2 separate regions of the Homo sapiens genome follow, and region 1 is linked to region 2. The links are chromatin loops, found by intact Hi-C in ENCODE. Cell type or tissue: ascending aorta. All regions are shown on one strand. Region 1 overlaps TRIP11 (thyroid hormone receptor interactor 11). Region 2 overlaps FBLN5 (fibulin 5).

The links. Hi-C counts contacts between places; a loop is a spot of excess contacts. Peaks named below come from ENCODE experiments on the same cell type or tissue, not always from the same donor. Only the 100,000 strongest peaks of a DNase experiment are listed, where the experiment ranks them.
Region 1: it touches region 2 in a loop (2.3-fold over the local background); 3 of 110 quality-filtered maps call a loop at or near these places.

The regions. Positions count from the first base shown.
Region 1 is chr14:91,978,330-91,986,329 of GRCh38, reverse strand. All of the region lies in intron 16 of TRIP11 (thyroid hormone receptor interactor 11), which reads left to right. Among named protein-coding and RNA genes, the nearest start is that of FBLN5, 35 kb to the right of the region's middle. In ascending aorta, no CTCF peak of the experiment used is centred here; no DNase peak of the experiment used is centred here; H3K4me3 peaks cover 614 bases; H3K27ac peaks cover 4,556 bases.
Region 2 is chr14:91,893,966-91,901,965 of GRCh38, reverse strand. FBLN5 (fibulin 5) reads left to right here. Exons shown (of 11, transcript NM_006329.4): 5 at 6,894-7,016. Among named protein-coding and RNA genes, the nearest start is that of TC2N, 30 kb to the right of the region's middle. RefSeq lists an enhancer at 4,342-4,855. In ascending aorta, no CTCF peak of the experiment used is centred here; DNase peaks (open chromatin) are centred at 665, 3,422, 4,385, 4,685 and 1 weaker place; H3K4me3 peaks cover 327 bases; H3K27ac peaks cover 8,000 bases.

The DNA.
Region 1 (8,000 bases), 84 kb before region 2:
AAACACTTCTGGTTCCAAGCATTTTGGGTAAGGGATACTCAACCTGTATTTAGTACTTTTTCAGACACTCATTTAAGCCCCCACTAGTAGAATATTTTCAGATGTTCTTGATTATAGATGATAAAGCTTAGGTGGAAAATACTAATATTCATTGTAAACGTATACGAACTTTGGATTCATTTTGTGGAATCAATATTAGCTACAGAGAAAGCTCTGATTATGCTTGTATAACTGGTATTTGAAAGGGCAGGCAAGAGGCCAGTGTTGCACAAACAGGAAGGGGTGTAAAGAGACAGTTGGTTCTGTTATGTCTGTAAGTCATTCTTGCCATTTACAGCTCTTCTTAACAATCTGTTTTCTTATATTACCTAAGTGCTTTAATATCACTTTTATATCTCTAAATACAAATGCAATTTTATTTTCTCAAAGCTGCACTCTTGATTTGATAATGTAAACAAAACTTTGATTAGCTCACTTGTTTCAAAAGAATCGCTGTATATTTTCTCTCCTAGATCATTAAGTACTTTAAATGTTGATTGATGTTGTAATACTGTACTTTATTTTTAACACAAAACTTGGCCAGACAGCAAAAATATTTGCCAGGAGAAACAATTTTGAAAAAGACAGATTGCCTTTTGTTGGAAGAAAGTACATGGAGACTTGAATCGTAAAGGCAAAGTATTGGTTACTTCTAAGCATCTGTAGACTAATGATTAATTGATACACAGTTTCAGCATTTAAACAATATTAGGAAGCTCACTTTTAAAAGTATTTTATTCCAAATGGTTGATTATATCATTGCTACCAGAGATGAGATGATTCAGTCTGGTCAAACATATGAAAAAGAGAGCTGTTGCAAATAATGCCAATATTGAAACAGTAGACTGTTGATAATTTCAGTCATTTCTTAAGAGTATGTATGTGCATCTGTGCTTATGAATTAAGAGTATTTTTGGGCCTTGTGTGAAAAGTATGAAGACAGATGCTTATCAGGCACTAAATATTTAATGAGAACCAACTACTTGGCTTCCCATTAGGTGCTATATGAGATACTAGATAGTATCCCTTTTCCAAGGAGTTTAGCTAAGGAAATGACACATCGTGTAGATACCCCGTAGGTTAGTAATTGAAGACAGTGATGCACAACAGTGATCATAAGACAGGGCATATTTAGTTCCTCCAGAATCCCATTAAGGGTCAGGCAGCATTCCATGGAGAAAAGGAACTTGAGTAGAGACATAAACCAGCAGTAGGGAACTGTTTAAATATTTCTCCCTGTCTCCCTCCCCCTCTATCCCTCTTCCCGGGAAAGTAACGAAGAAAATAAATCCTACGATCCTAAGTACTATAGTTTAATAGACAGTGTTGGCTGTTAAAAGAATTACTGCTATCCTTCCTTTTAAAAAATTATTCTTTCAGCATTTTACCTGAAAGTGTTCTTCAATACAGTTCCAAAGACTTCACATGCCATCCCATATCCAAACTCAGTAGAGTGGCCTATGAAGCACATATGACAGTGGTTTTCATTAACTACTCTGAGCTGATCAGAGTTCAGAATTCCATGGAATTGCTATTGATGAGAAATTATACACCTGTGACTGAACCATTAAAATGCATTATCTTGCTATATTTATGGTCAAATTTGACATTTTCCTTTCCTTCTTGTTCTCTGCCATCATCCTTGACATAAATTCCTGCTAATTGAAAATGATTTGGCCGGACGTGGTGGCTCACACCTGTAATCCCAGCACTTTGAGAGGCCAAGGTGGGTGGATCACCTGAGGTCAGGAGTTTGAGACCAGCCTAGCCAACATGGTGATACCCCATCTCTACTAAAAATATAAAAATTAGCCAGGCATGGTGGCTCATGCCTGTAGTCCCAGCTTCTTGGGAGGCTGAGCCACAAGAATTGCCTGAACCTGGGAGGTGGAGGTTGCGGTGAGTTGAGATCACGCCACTGCACTCCAGCCTGGGCAACAGAGTGAAACTTGGTCCCAAAAAAAAAAAAAAAAGAAAAGAAAAAAAATGATTGGATAAATTGAAATAAAAAGCACAAGATATTGTTATTTTGATAACTATGATTCAGAAAGGTGGTGAATTTTATGGTGTGCAAAGAAAAGTGAGTTTTCATAAGCAATACAAATTTAGTTCTAACATCAGGAAGATCTTTTGGTCTGTCTGCTAGTTTATACCTGTATCTGAAAGGGCAGCATAACTGATTTTTTTTTTAAGAAGGTTGAATGACTACTTTTAAAAGTCTCCTAAGAGTTGAGAATGGAAAATTTCCTTGGACCATTTTTTAAAAGAAAATCTAGAAGAATGTATAAAATGAGTCCCAGTAAAACTTACTGTAATATGAAGCATAAAAACATGTTTTAAAGCTACAGATATAAAAGAAGCTTAAAATATTTTTCGTGGAACTACCTTTACGGTGCTGGATGGTAAAGTTTTTATTTTAAATAAAGACATTCCGTTTTCCAGGACATGATTTATACAAGAAAACATATAATGTCCTGTTGAACACAGGCCAAATACATTCCCAGACGCTTTGTTACCCAAACCTTTTGAGAGATTTCTTTATAGATGTTTTTGGCAGAAGTGGTGATTTTAGAGGAAACATATAAGAAGTACCAGATGCAGTTTTCTGAGTTGCCATAAATGGTTAAAAAATTATTTTGATGATATAAACATCTGGGTATACTAGACAATGCCAAAATATGAGTTAAGAAAAAAGTGTATGTCAATTAGGTAAATAATTAAACCTTTTTCAACTGAACTGTATTTTAGAAATTGCAGTTTAAAAAAATTCCTCTAAGTTTAAAGGGAAAAGTAAATGATATAGCAATAAGAATGTTTTGAGTTAATGTGTTTTGTGTCCTTGCCCTTATTTCTTTATGTATGGATGAGTTCATAATTCAGAACATAAATTGTTCTTTTTGTCCAGTGTTCTGTTCTTTGCAGATATTCTCTTTTCCCAGAGAAAATCAATCATTATTTGACTTACTTCTCAAATATTCATTGTTTATTTGCTGTGTGCTAAGCACTGCAGTAGAACTAAAGATATAAATAAAGACAGGAGACAAGGGTCCTGCCTTCAGGAGGTTTACAGTCAGGCAGGAAGGGAAGATGACATGCATCAAATACATGAAACAAATGGTTTAGAAAGGAAAGAGCTATCCTTTGTACTTGGTGTTGGTAGCATGGAAGGGTAGACAAGGTTAGTGAAGGGCTCACTTGAAATTACTTGAATGGTGAATAGGTATAGCTAAGAAGGCAGAAAGTTGGGGAAAAGTGTTCTAGACAGAGGGAGGAATTCCTGTGAAACTGTGTGTCATAATCTGGAAACTGGCTGAAGATACAGTTGACTAGTAATGACCAAGGGTGGTGGGTATGTGTGCACATGCATGTGTTGGAGTGGAGTGCTGAAAAGGTGGAGGTAGAAGTGGGTTGCCGTGTGGAAATAAGAATCTCTTAGTATGGATCACAAACACAAATTGTAAACTGAGGCTATGATGATAATATAAAAGAGCACATGAAACTAGGTAAAGACTGATCATTTGAAGTGTTTCTTATGGAGGCAGCAGATTCTCAGCTCCGCCCAGCTGCTGCCATGCAGGAATGTGGGCCCAGTGTTGCCATGTCTTCAGATCTTTGAAGAGACCCTGGATATCTGCAATTTTTTCATGAAATATCTCATTAAAAAATTAATTTCAACTTGTGGATTCAAGGGTACCTGTACAGGGTTACTTGTATAGGTTTATTACTGCTTGACACTGAGGTTTGGGGTACAAATGATCTTGTCACTCAGGTAGTGAGCATAGTACCCATTAGGTTGTTTTTCAGCCCTTCTCCCCCTCTCCCTTTTCCCCCTCTGGTATCTCCAGTGTCTGCTGTTCCCATCTTTATGTCCGTATGTACCCAATGTGTGGCTCCCGCCTGAAAGTAAGAAAGTTTGTAACACTTTTAAAATTAAATATATATTCTGTCTCACATGCCAGAGGAGTAACAAGTATATAACCACTCATAATATTTACTCTTTTTAAAAAATTAGTTCTGTTTCAATATGGAGAAATATAGTTCAGATTATCTGAATTCATAATAAAGGGTTAAAGGAAGAGAATGGTGAGGAAAAATAAATTTGATTTGGTTATATTAAAAATATTTATATAAAATCAAGTGTACATAGTAACTCTGGTGAATAATCCAAATTTGGTCTACAAATAATCCAGTAGACCTCAACCAATCACAGATTCTGATCTAGTGGAATTCAGATTAATGAAGTTATACTGTATTAATATAATTCTTTTCCTGTGAGTTCATTGCTAAGAAGTAGAAGTTTATTTTTATTTTTAAGAGGCAGGATCTTATTTTTTTTTTTTTGTGGAGACGGTTTGTCTATGTTGCTCAGGCTGGTCTTGAACTCCTGGCATCAAATGATCCTTCTGCCTTGGCTTCCCAAAGTGCTAGGATTACAAGAGGCATGAGCAACTGGGCCTGGCCTAGAATTTTAAAAGATACTTTTCACTCAGCAGTGAACAATTATGATTATGGGACAACAAAACATTTACCATATACTCTAGACCTTCAAATTCTGTGTTGGATACAGTTGAAAATAATTGAGTTAAAAGACAAAGCAGGGCTGGGCACGGTGGCCCATGCCTGTAATCCCAGCACTTTGGGAGGCTGAGGCAGATGGATCACTTGAGGTCAGGAGTTGGAGACCAGCTTGGCCAACATGGTGAAAGCCTGTCTCTACTAAAAATACAAAAAAATTGGCCAGGTGTGGTGGCACATGCCTGTGATCCCAGCTACTCAGCAGGCTGAGGTGCAAGAAACGCTTGAACCTTGGGAGGCAGAGGTTGCAGTGAGCAGAGGGTGTGCCACTGCACTACAGCCTGGGTGACAGAGCGAGACTCTGTCTAAAAAAACAACAACAAAAAAGACAAAACAGATGCTTGTAAAGCTTAACCTCAAATTGCAAATAGTATAATATCTTTTAAAAATATATTATTTGGGCCGGGTGCGGTGGTTCACACTCGTAATCCCAGCACTTTGGGAGGCTGAGGTGGGTGGATCACTTGAGGTCAGGAGTTCAAGACCAGCCTGGCCAACATGGAGAAACCCCGTCTCTACTAAAAATACAAAAATTAGCCAGGCGTGGTGGCAGGCGCTTGTTATCCCAGCTACTCGCGAGACCGAGGCAGGAGAATTGCTTGAACCTGGGAGGTGGAGGTTGCAGTGAGCTGGGGCGCCACTGTACTCCAGTCTGGGTGACAGAGTAAGACTCTGTCTCAAAAAAAAAAAAAAAAAAAAAAAATATATATATATATATATATATAATATACATATAAAATTTGATGTTAAAAGTGATCTTGTATAACTTGAAATTCTGTAATAAAAAAGATCTAATTTCTAGCTTTTGCTTTGATTATATTTAATTAAATGAAGAGGTTAAATTTCCTTATTAGGTTTAATATTGTATCAGATTTAAATTTAGTTTTAAGGTATCCAGATGCAGATAAGACACCAGATGCAATTTATTTATTGACATATATATATGTATGTGAAATCATCTTTCTAACATTTTTTTCTTCCTTCTGTTGACTCCTTGGCCTCAAAGATGACAAACATGCAAAATGGAGGGGGGAAAACCTCACAAAATATTAACATTAAACAGAGTAATATATGTGATACTGATTCAGGCTAGATTGAAATATGAACTTTTTAGTTATTTTAAGAAATTGGATGATAAGTACTAATGCTTTATGTAGCACTTTACTATTTAGAAAAGTCACATTTGATCATTCAGTTGATTCTATCAAATTCTTTGAGATAAGCATGTTCATTTTACAAAATAGGCAACAAAGTCTGGCCCTGGTGATAGGACCATGATTCATATCCACTTCTGACTCTCAAGTTCTGTGTTCCTTTTTTTTCTCAGTCAGGTGACTGTTCAGTAAATCTGACTTGGATCTTGCCTACAGGAGCTTACTCATGAAATATCCAAATGACTTTGTAAGCAGTATGATTCATTTTAAGATGTAGTATGATTCATTTTAAGATGTTCTCTGAAGGCAGCATTGTAGTGTACTGTCATTAATTACAAATGAAATGTAAAATTATGATGTGCCAATTTGTTGCAATCAATTACATTTTATGTTCAATTTTTATTTTAAACCAAATGTTGAAGACCATGGCACCATGTCTAGGTGTTCCAGAGAAGAGACTCTGATATGGCAAGTTTTACTATGTCACAGATGTAGAGTAACTCTTTCTCCAAACTAGACTAAATCTCAGTTGCTTTATTGCTGAACTTTTAAAGTTCCCCCCTCCACCTTTTTTTTTTTTTAACTTCCAAAAAATTATTTTGGCATGTGAGATTATTTCACAGAAATATTTTATTTGGCTTAAAACTCATTTCTGAATAACCATATTTTCCCTGCCCATATAAATACAGTTCTGATTTCAAATTGTGGTTTGAATTAGGGTTCAGTTTTTGTAGAGAAATATTCAGAATCTCTGATGGGAGGAAAATAAGGGTGCTTGAAGAAAAAGAGGCATCTGTAGGGACCTTTGTAGTAGGTGTTTGACTTTCTTTTCCTTTCCAAACCCCTCATAGTTAATACCATCCTTCTAGCACCGTCCCTTAAATTCTGAGTTTTTCCCCCTAGACTCAAATATCAGAGTACATTCTAACTACTGCTTGAGTTTGCAACAGCCCTTTGCATTCCACATCACATTAGCTCAGGGACAAACTGTATGTTCTGATAGTGAGTTTAGGAAATTTTAACCCTGTCATTTTCGCCTTAAGGATGTTTTGACTCTACCTTTCTGAATACAGAGACTTTAATAAAAACCATACCAATCTTAGTAAGTTTTCATCAAGAAAGTATTTTTGATTTGGACTTCTACGCAGTTTGATTTCTTGATCAGTTTTTCATAGAGCAAAGTTAAAATTTTCTACTTTATTTTACTAAAATTTTTATCAGGCTCAGCTCTGCTTTGTGAATTTTACTCTGAAGATGTCTGTCATTTCACTTTCTCTCTCTCTCTCTCTTTTTTTTTTTTTTTTGGAGACAGGGTCTCGCTCTGTTGTCCAGGCCGGAGTGCAGTGGCACAATCTGAGGTCACTGCAATATCTGCCTCCTGGGCTCAGGCGATCCTCCCGCCTCAGCCTCCTAAGTAGCTGGAATTACAGGTTCATGCCGCCACACCCGACTAATTTTTGTATTTCTTGTAGAGACAGGGTTCTGCTATGTTGCCCAGGCTGGTCTCAAACTCCTGAGCTCAAGCAATATGCTTACCTCGGCCTCGCAAAGCACTGGGATTACAAGCGTGAGCCACTGCGCCCAGCCTCTCTTTTTAAAATAAGAGATAGTATAGAGTAGTGTTATATCCTGGTTATGTTCTAAAAGCAGTACTGTCCAGTAGGAATATACTGTGAGCCACGTGCAATTTTAAATTTTTTAGTGGCCATGTTAAAACAGTAAAAAGCTATAGGTGAAATTGTTTGATAATATGTTTTATATAGGGACAGGCACAGTGGCTCACACTTGTAATCCCAACATTTTGGAAGGCTATGGCAGGAGAATTACTTGAACGCAGGAGTTTGAGATCAGCCCAGGCAATATCGTGAGACCCCATCTCTACAAAAAATTAGAAATTAGCTGGTTGTGGTGGTGCACACTGGTAATCTCAACTATTTCCTGAGGCTGAGGCAGGAGGATGGCTTGACCCCAGGAGTTTGAGGCTGCAGTGAGCTGTGATCATGCCACAGCCTGGGCAACAGAGCAAGACCCTGTCTCAAATATATATACACACATATATATTTTATATATAACCCAGTATAACCAAATTATTATATAGACATGTAATCAATATACAAATTACTAATTTTAGAGGAAAGTAGGTAGGAGAAGGGAAGTCTCAGGGAAAGGGAAGGTGGGGGTTGGAGGTAGGTTAGCTAAGCTTGACCTCTGTTTTTCTGCTATCTTTCTGTA
Region 2 (8,000 bases):
CTCCTCCAGCTCTCGCTTTAGGGATAGAGAAAGAGAATCCATGGAGAGGTTGGGACCTGGATTCCAGCTGGTTTCATTCAAGAGGGAAGGATATTTTGTTGTTTGGAAAATGGATCACATATTTGTTGCCTAATCAGAGGCGCAAAATGAACAAACTTTGTATTCCATGCTTAATCTCAAGTGCTGGGGAAAGTGCTGTAAACACAGAAAGATCTGGCTCCTAGAGATTGGCCAGGACCGTAAGACACATGGAGTGCAGATGCCCTAGGAATTCGACAGCGAGTTCTCCAACGCTGAGATCTTTAATTAAACAGGTGTTTGGGAAGTAGGTCCTGTGTAGCTTCCAGCCTTGGCTGGGCTCGTCTTGCTGAAAAATGGCACCGACCCAGCCCAGCAGCAGGCCTGAAACTGGCTTCACTTGGAGGTGTAGGAATGTGCCATTGTTGTTTTCTTCTTTCTTATCAAGCCCCATTAGCTTGAGCAAGGAAGGAACAAAAATGGGCTGGGAAAACATGTTATTTCACTGGGTAAAAATTTACTACCAAGGAAATGATTTTTGCCATATCCAAAAAAGGAAGAGTGGAGGCCTTGGAAAGGTGTGTCTTCCAAGGGCTCTTGGAAAGCTTCTCCCAGTGTCACCCAGTGAGAATGTTTCCCTTTGGCTGATGGCCGTTCTCACACAAGAACTGAGATATTCAGCCGACGTTAGGTACACAGGCTCACAAAGTCAGACCTTGCCTGTTCACAGTATTGGAGCAAAGAAGGCATGGGAAGAGGCAAGAATCAGATTGTGAAAAGGTTGATCATACATGGCCATTAGGCACACGTACCTTTATGCTTTTGGATGCCTACAATTATAGAATCATAGATGGGCCCAGAGATGCCTGGGTGCAGAGGTGGAGATGGAGACTCCATGAAGGAATGTACCCTGGCTTTCCTTACCTCTTGTCCAGATCTCCCGCCATATGCCTGGGGCTCAAGGGGGAGAAGTCCCTGGCTTTGGCTGTAGTTGAATCACAGAACTAACCATGCTTATAGCCCATGAAACCCCTGGGCTGTCATCCTGGTGTCTTTAGTGAATTCTAGAACAGCATCTGCAGGAGGCAGAGACCAACCTTCTTCTATCTTCCACAGCTGTCAGAAACAGCACCTCCCCGGGGAAGGGAGCTATGTGCCAGGCAGTCAGGCTGGCACCTGTGCTCCTGTTAATTCATGAACTCTCACATCTACCTACGAGGCAGGCTACATCAGCCCTGTTGCAGAACACCCAAGGATCCAGTAAATTGCCCTGCCTTATTTAGTTACCAAATGTGGGAGCCTGGATTCACACCCAGCTCTGTCTGCTCCCAAAGTTCTTATTCTTTAACCTGCTAGTCTTTTCTGGGGAGTTCTCAGCCCTTTGGTGTATTTTTCTTTTAAACTTTGGTGCTTGGAGAATGACCTAGAAAATGTTCTCCCTATGGGCATGGGGAACCATTAGTGTTTTGTTTTGTTTTGTACAGTTTTTAAAGGACATTTTATTTCTGTTAGAATTTGTGTTATGAAAACAAAGTATTTTCAACTTTCAGGAATAAATGCTGAACTGTAAATACATATATGTATATAATATGTGCATTCAAATATAACACATAGCTATCATACATATGCATGTTATTTATATTTGAACATATTTATGCATATTTAATGTGATATATTAAGTCTGTTATAACTGCCTATAGAGATTTTATTTAATAATCTGTGAGTTAATACTAAGATCATACTTGGAACCATTACTTTTATATGGGATAGAAAAGTGGGTTGTGTGATGTTTTCTGAGAACCAGCCCACTCCCAAGGGGAGGACATAAAATGGGCATAAATCAACAATGTAATACCCACGAAGCTGTCTGAGAACTCCATACAGTGAAGGAGAGGAGTGCCAATCACCACTGGCTTCCTCTGCAGAGTCCTGCTCCAAGGACTGGAACGGTCAGCAGATGTGTGGGCTGTGGCCCTTTCCTGTGCTGTCCGTGAGTCACAATGGAAGGTTCTGTTCATTTTGTTGTCCCCGAGATTGTTGGACAGTTGTATTTTGATGTGTTGAGGCCAGTTTCTTCATCTGGTGCCTTTGTAAGATCTTTTCTGTACTTGAAGGACATTCTTTTACTCCTTTAAAACACACCAGCCTGAGGGACATCCCTTTATTCCCCTTGTCTTTGCATATCTGCCCACGTAAAGCTTACTGTCTGGCTGGGGAATGTGAGACATAGCTAAGGGTATGAAATCCTAAAAGAGTTTCCCAAATATGTAGGCCACTGTCCTGGGGCCTGAAAGCCCTTTCTGTCTATGGCCTCCTTGGAAGGCATCGAGGAGGTGATATTGATGGGTTTTGATGACTTTCCTAAGTGAGCAGTTGTTTCAGATTGAGAAGGCCACTCTGTGGATGTCTCAAGGGAGAGGTGCCAGTGCAGGTGAGACTGCAAGGTCACCAGAGCTGTGCTGCTTGATGCAGATGACGACTTCTTCCTGGCAGGGGCAGTGCTGGGCTTTTCCAGGTTCTGGGAGAGCTGGTGAGCGCTTTCCTCCAGTTGCCAGGGTGCTGGTCATCTGGGCAGCAGATAGTCACTGCCTCACCTGTGGGGAGCCAAGCTATGGTTGCTGTGGCAGAATCCTCCAAGTGCCCAGGCACCCGACTGGTGTGACAGCAGCCAGGAGGGAGCAGGGAGATGAGAGAACTCCCAGTAAAGTCTGCTTCTGGGTACCATACAGCGGGAGGGAATATGCTTGATGCCAGCTCTTCCAAAGGTCATGGAGGCTGGGGAGGACACACACACACACACACACGAACACACAGCCGCTGTAGAGCATAAAGAATGAATGAATGGGGGCCGGGCACGGTGGCTTATGCCTGTAGTCCCAGCACTTTGGGAGGCCGATGCGGGCAGATCACGAGGTCAGGAGATAGAGACCATCCTGGCTAACATGGTGAAACCCCATCTCTACTAAAAATACAAAAAAATTAGCCGGGCGTGGTGGTGGGCACCTGTAGTCCCAGCTACTCGGGAGGCTGAGGCAGAAGAGTGGTGTGAACCCGGGAGGCAGAGCTTGCAGTGAGCTTAGATTGCGCCACTGCAGTCCAGCCTGGGCGACAGAGCGAGATTCCGTCGCAAAAAAAAAAAAAAAAAAAAAAAGAATGAATGAATGAATGAGTGAGCAAGTGAATGAATAAAGGATTGAATGCACCCAGCATTCTTTTCTCTTAGGGGACTCTTCCTGACTACTGCACAGGAAAAGAAAGCAGACCCTGTTTGCCCATGAGGATACTGACCCTTGCTCAGGTTGTCATAGCTTGTACTTTTCCACTGATGCGGAAAGGGAGGCCCTGCCAAAGAATGTCCTTGGAGTGATTCAATGTATTTTTCCTTCTGTGATTTAAGTCAAATGTATTTAATGTAAGAAGTTCCGCTGTGAGCTGGAATGTGTGATGAGTCTTTCAGCCTCCCCCCGAGAAAGCCCACCGTGTGAACACTTCCAGTTTTAGCTCCATCAGGTGTGTAAGCTGACAGTGGTTGGCGTGGTGGTGGCTGTTTTTAAAGTACACACACCCAAATGGGCTTGTCAGCTAGTTGGCTGGAAAAACCTTTCTGGGGGCTGCGAGGGATTGATGTTTGCCGTTCATGTGTTCATTCATTCAATAGTTCTTGAACATTACCAGGGACACAGCATTACACCAGGTGTGTTTTCAGGCTATAAAGGTGAGAGATTCCGCCCCCCCCGCCAAAAAAAACTTCAGGGACTTATTGACGTCTCAAAATATAGTTTCTATTGACAATTCATTAAACAAGTTAGTGAAAGTTAAAATTTTAATTTTAAAATCTGTATTTTAAACAAAACAAATACAAAAGTGTCGTATAACTGAGTTAATTCTTTTATTTTTTGAGATGGGGTCTTGCTGTGTTGCCTAGGCTAGAGGTCAGTGGTGCAGTCTTGGCTCACCATAGGCTCAACTTCCTGGGCTCAGGTGATCCTCCCACCTCAGCTTCCTGAGTAGCTGGGACTACAGGTATGCGCCACCACACCCGATTAATTTTTTGTATTTTTAGTAGAAACAGGGTTTTGCCATGTTGCCCAGGCTGGTCTCAAACTCCTGGACTCAAGCAATCTTACCCACCTTGGCCTCCCAACGTGCTGGGATTACAGGCATGAGCCACTGCGCCTGGCTGAGTTAATTCTTTAGTTCAGTAAAAGTGCTGGAGTTTTTAAAAGAGTGAACTTCAAGGATTTTGATCTTCGGCCTGAATACTTCGCACACATGCCCACGATGGGGCCCTTTGTGCCCTTCTGAGTCCAGCCTGGCCTGCTGGCATGCGTCTGGTTTCTCTCTGTAGGACTTGGCAGGCACAGTTGTGTGGGATGCAAATTACGCAAGCACAGAGGCTTGGGAACTTGCTGCCACCAAGCCTCTCCAGTGATTCTTCTCCTGTGTTGGTCACCCTCACCCTTCATTCCCCTCAAGGCAGGAAAAAGAACAGAAATTCCTAAGGCAGTGTTGTTCCCAGCACACAATTGCCATCCATCACTCCCTGCTGGGAAAATGTAAATACGCACCAGCCGATAGTGGCACTATTTATTGTCATAGACTTCACTGTGGATTTGAGCAGGAGCAGCTTCTGGCCAAGCATTATTCACCAGCTCCCCTGGGAGGCTGTGCTCGGTGGGCAGAGCTGCATGGAAGGGAGGCAAAGGGGAGGCTGGAGTCCTTGCAGCTGAGAACAGGGCTGGGTCTTTGCCACTGAGGCTGCACATGCTTAACATCAGGGTGGAGTGGAGGCTGCCGTCATCTTGGCACTAGGTTCTTGGAGGTCGTTCATGTTTAGAGGAGGGAAAGCCACTTCCATAGGATTCCCAGACAGCTGTCATTTTGGGGTAGGGTGGGGACTGATCAGCGTTGTTAGTGTTGGGCTGTTGCAGGTGGATGGTGGATTTGTAGCCATATCACCTGAAGCCGAGGGACCACTGCTCACCCAGTTGAACGTTTTACTGAAGCTCACAAAGCCCTATGCTACACAAGGCCCTTGCCCTCAAGGAGCTTGCACTTTTGGGTCTTAGACACCCCCATCCCCACCGTACGTATTCAAAGAAGCCAACTGAATGGATGATGATCAAGTCTGCAATCTGCAGTGTCAGGAGGCAGACAGCGTGGGAGTGGGGTCAGTAAAAAGCAACAAAAGCTCAGCCCTCCCTCAGCCCAGTCTGCCAGCTCCCCCCTGAATCTGCTTGGTCCTGGGTGGCATGACCTCTGTTAGACCTGCACGGAGTAGACTTAGAGTCAGGCAGGCAGGGAGGCCTGGACTCAGCTCTTGGCTTGGTGCTTACTAGCTCTTTCCACTCAGTTTTCCCATCTGTAAAATGGGGATTGTGAGCCCACCTCACAGGGTGATGTGAGAGTAAATACAAGTAACAAGGTAGGTGTCAGGCACATAACACAGGCTCAGTGAATTGCAGCTTTCAGTATTACTTCCGACTGCACCATGGTCCATTCGGTGAAGGTGGAGAAAAGGTGTAGATGAGCAAACCCTGATGCAGGAATGAAGAGGGGAGGGAAGGTGACCCACCAAGGTGCAGGTGAAGGCAGGGCTGACAAGGAGAAAAGGTTTTGGGGTCCTCTGGACCAGGCAGATCCAGGAGGCACCGTGGATCCTTGTGGAGTAAATTAATGTGTGAATATTTAATGAAAAGTCTCTTCCTTTAGGTCAAAGTGAGAGTGTGGCATCGGGAGGTCCATTTCAGGATCTTGGGCGCTCTCCCCTAAAGTGCAGTGCAGGGGAGAAAGGGGAGGAGGATGTTTCAGTTTCAACAAACAGTTTTGAGCACTGACTGTCCACACCAGATGGCTTGGGAATGACCATGAATATGGCTCGATATCTGTGCTCTGAAGCTCTAAGTTAAGAAGGGACCGAGGTGGATGCAAGTATCTTCATGCCACCAGACAGATGGCAGTGGGCTCTAGAGCAGCATAGAGAGACTTGCTGTGAGCAGAGGACAGACAGAGATTAGCCCCAGGAACTATGGAGTGGAGCGAAGACTGGAGAGCTTCAGACCGAAAGATTTTCACGGGTGAATACCATTAAGCAACTGGACTGCCAGCTTCTGTTGGCAGGGAACTTTTTTTTTTTTTTTTTTTTTTTTTGAGACAGGGTCTCACTCTGTCTCCCAGGTTGGAGTGAAGTCGTGCGATCTCGGCTCACTGCAGCCTCCACCTCCTGGGCTCAAACGATCCTCCCAGCTCAGTCTCCTGAGTAGCTGGGACTACAGGCGCATGCCACCAGGCCCGGCTAATTTTTAATTTTTAGTAGAGACGGGGTTTCACCATGTTGCCTGAGCTCGTCTTGAACTCCTGAGCTCAGATGATCCACCCATCTCAGCCTCCCAAAGTGCTGGGATTACAGGCGTGAGCCACCATGCCCAGCTGGGGACATTTCCTTTACTTCTGTTTTGTTCTCAGTGGTGTTTATCATAGTCCTGTGCACACAGTAGGTACGCAGCAGACCCCTGTTTAACATATGAATGAACAAGCCTAATACAAAATGGCTTTCTAAATCAAGTAATGGTTATTGTCAAGGTAATGCACCTTCAAAGAGCAATGGCATAGGATGGCAGAAGGATTCCTGAGGATAAGGGTTCCCTTCTTGGCCATTTCCCTTTGTGGATTTCTGGTGAGCAGACTAGCTCAGCCTTCAGTAGAGGTCAGTGTCTCCTAGAGGTGCCCATCGGGGAAGCACTGCCACCTCCTTGGGTGTAACCTAGTGACCTTATTAACTGCCTCCCAGCCAAGATGAGCCACTGGCACCCCTGGTGGCTCCAGGGCTCTAGATGGATGTGAGTGACATTCTTTGGACTATGTCTGTATTACAGATGTGGACGAGTGTGCAACAGATTCCCACCAGTGCAACCCCACCCAGATCTGCATCAATACTGAAGGCGGGTACACCTGCTCCTGCACCGACGGATATTGGCTTCTGGAAGGCCAGTGCTTAGGTAACAGCTCTCTGGGGGGGTCACAGGGACTCTTGGAAGTTAACGGTTGCCAGGGGCATTTTGAGGTATGGGCATAGCTGGCTGCCTGAGGGTAGTAAGCTTTTCTTTGCTAGGGAGGGCGGGAGGGGTGGAAGGCTATTGAACTCACATGTGTAACCACCCTTGAAAATCAATTGCCATCATCGCCATCTTGTCATCATTATAGTTTTTGAATGTATTTATTTATTTTTGAGACATAGTCTTACTGTCCCCCAGGCTGGAGTGCAATGGCGCAATTTCGGCTCACCGCAACCTCCGCCTCCTGGGTTTGAGTGATTCTCCTGCCTCAGCCTCCCGAGTAGCTAGGATCATAGGCATGTGCCACCACGCCCAGATAATTTTTGTATTTTTTGTACAAATGGGGCTTTTGCCATGTTGGCCAGGCTGGTCTTGAACTCCTGGGCTCAAGTCATCTGCCCGCCTCAAAAGTGCTGAGATTACAGGTGTGAGCCACCACGCACGGCCTTGAATGGTTTTTTTCGGTTTTTTTTTTTTTTTTTTTTTTTTTGATATGGTGTCTCCCTCTGTTGCCCAGGCTGGAGTGCAGTGGCACGATCTTGACTCATTGCAATCTCTACCTCCTGGGTTCAAGTGATTCTCCTGCCTCAGCCTCCTGAGTGAGTAGCTGGCGTTTCAGTCATGTGCCACCATGCCCAGCTAATATTTGTATTTTTTGTAGAAACAGGGTTTTGCCATGTTGGCCAGGCTGGTCTCGAACTCCTGGGCTAAAGTGATCTGCCTGCCTCAGCCTCCCAAAGTGCTGAGATTACAGGTGTGAGCCACCATGCCCAGCCTCAAATATATTTTTTAAGGGCTATGGTTTTGGATGTATTTTTTAAGTTTGATTTTACCTTGACTTTCTTCCTGTCTTCACGAAGTTTATATCCAGGCCAGGAAGTGACAGAGGTGAGGATGATTTTGCTTTAGTTAGAAATAATGCTAAGA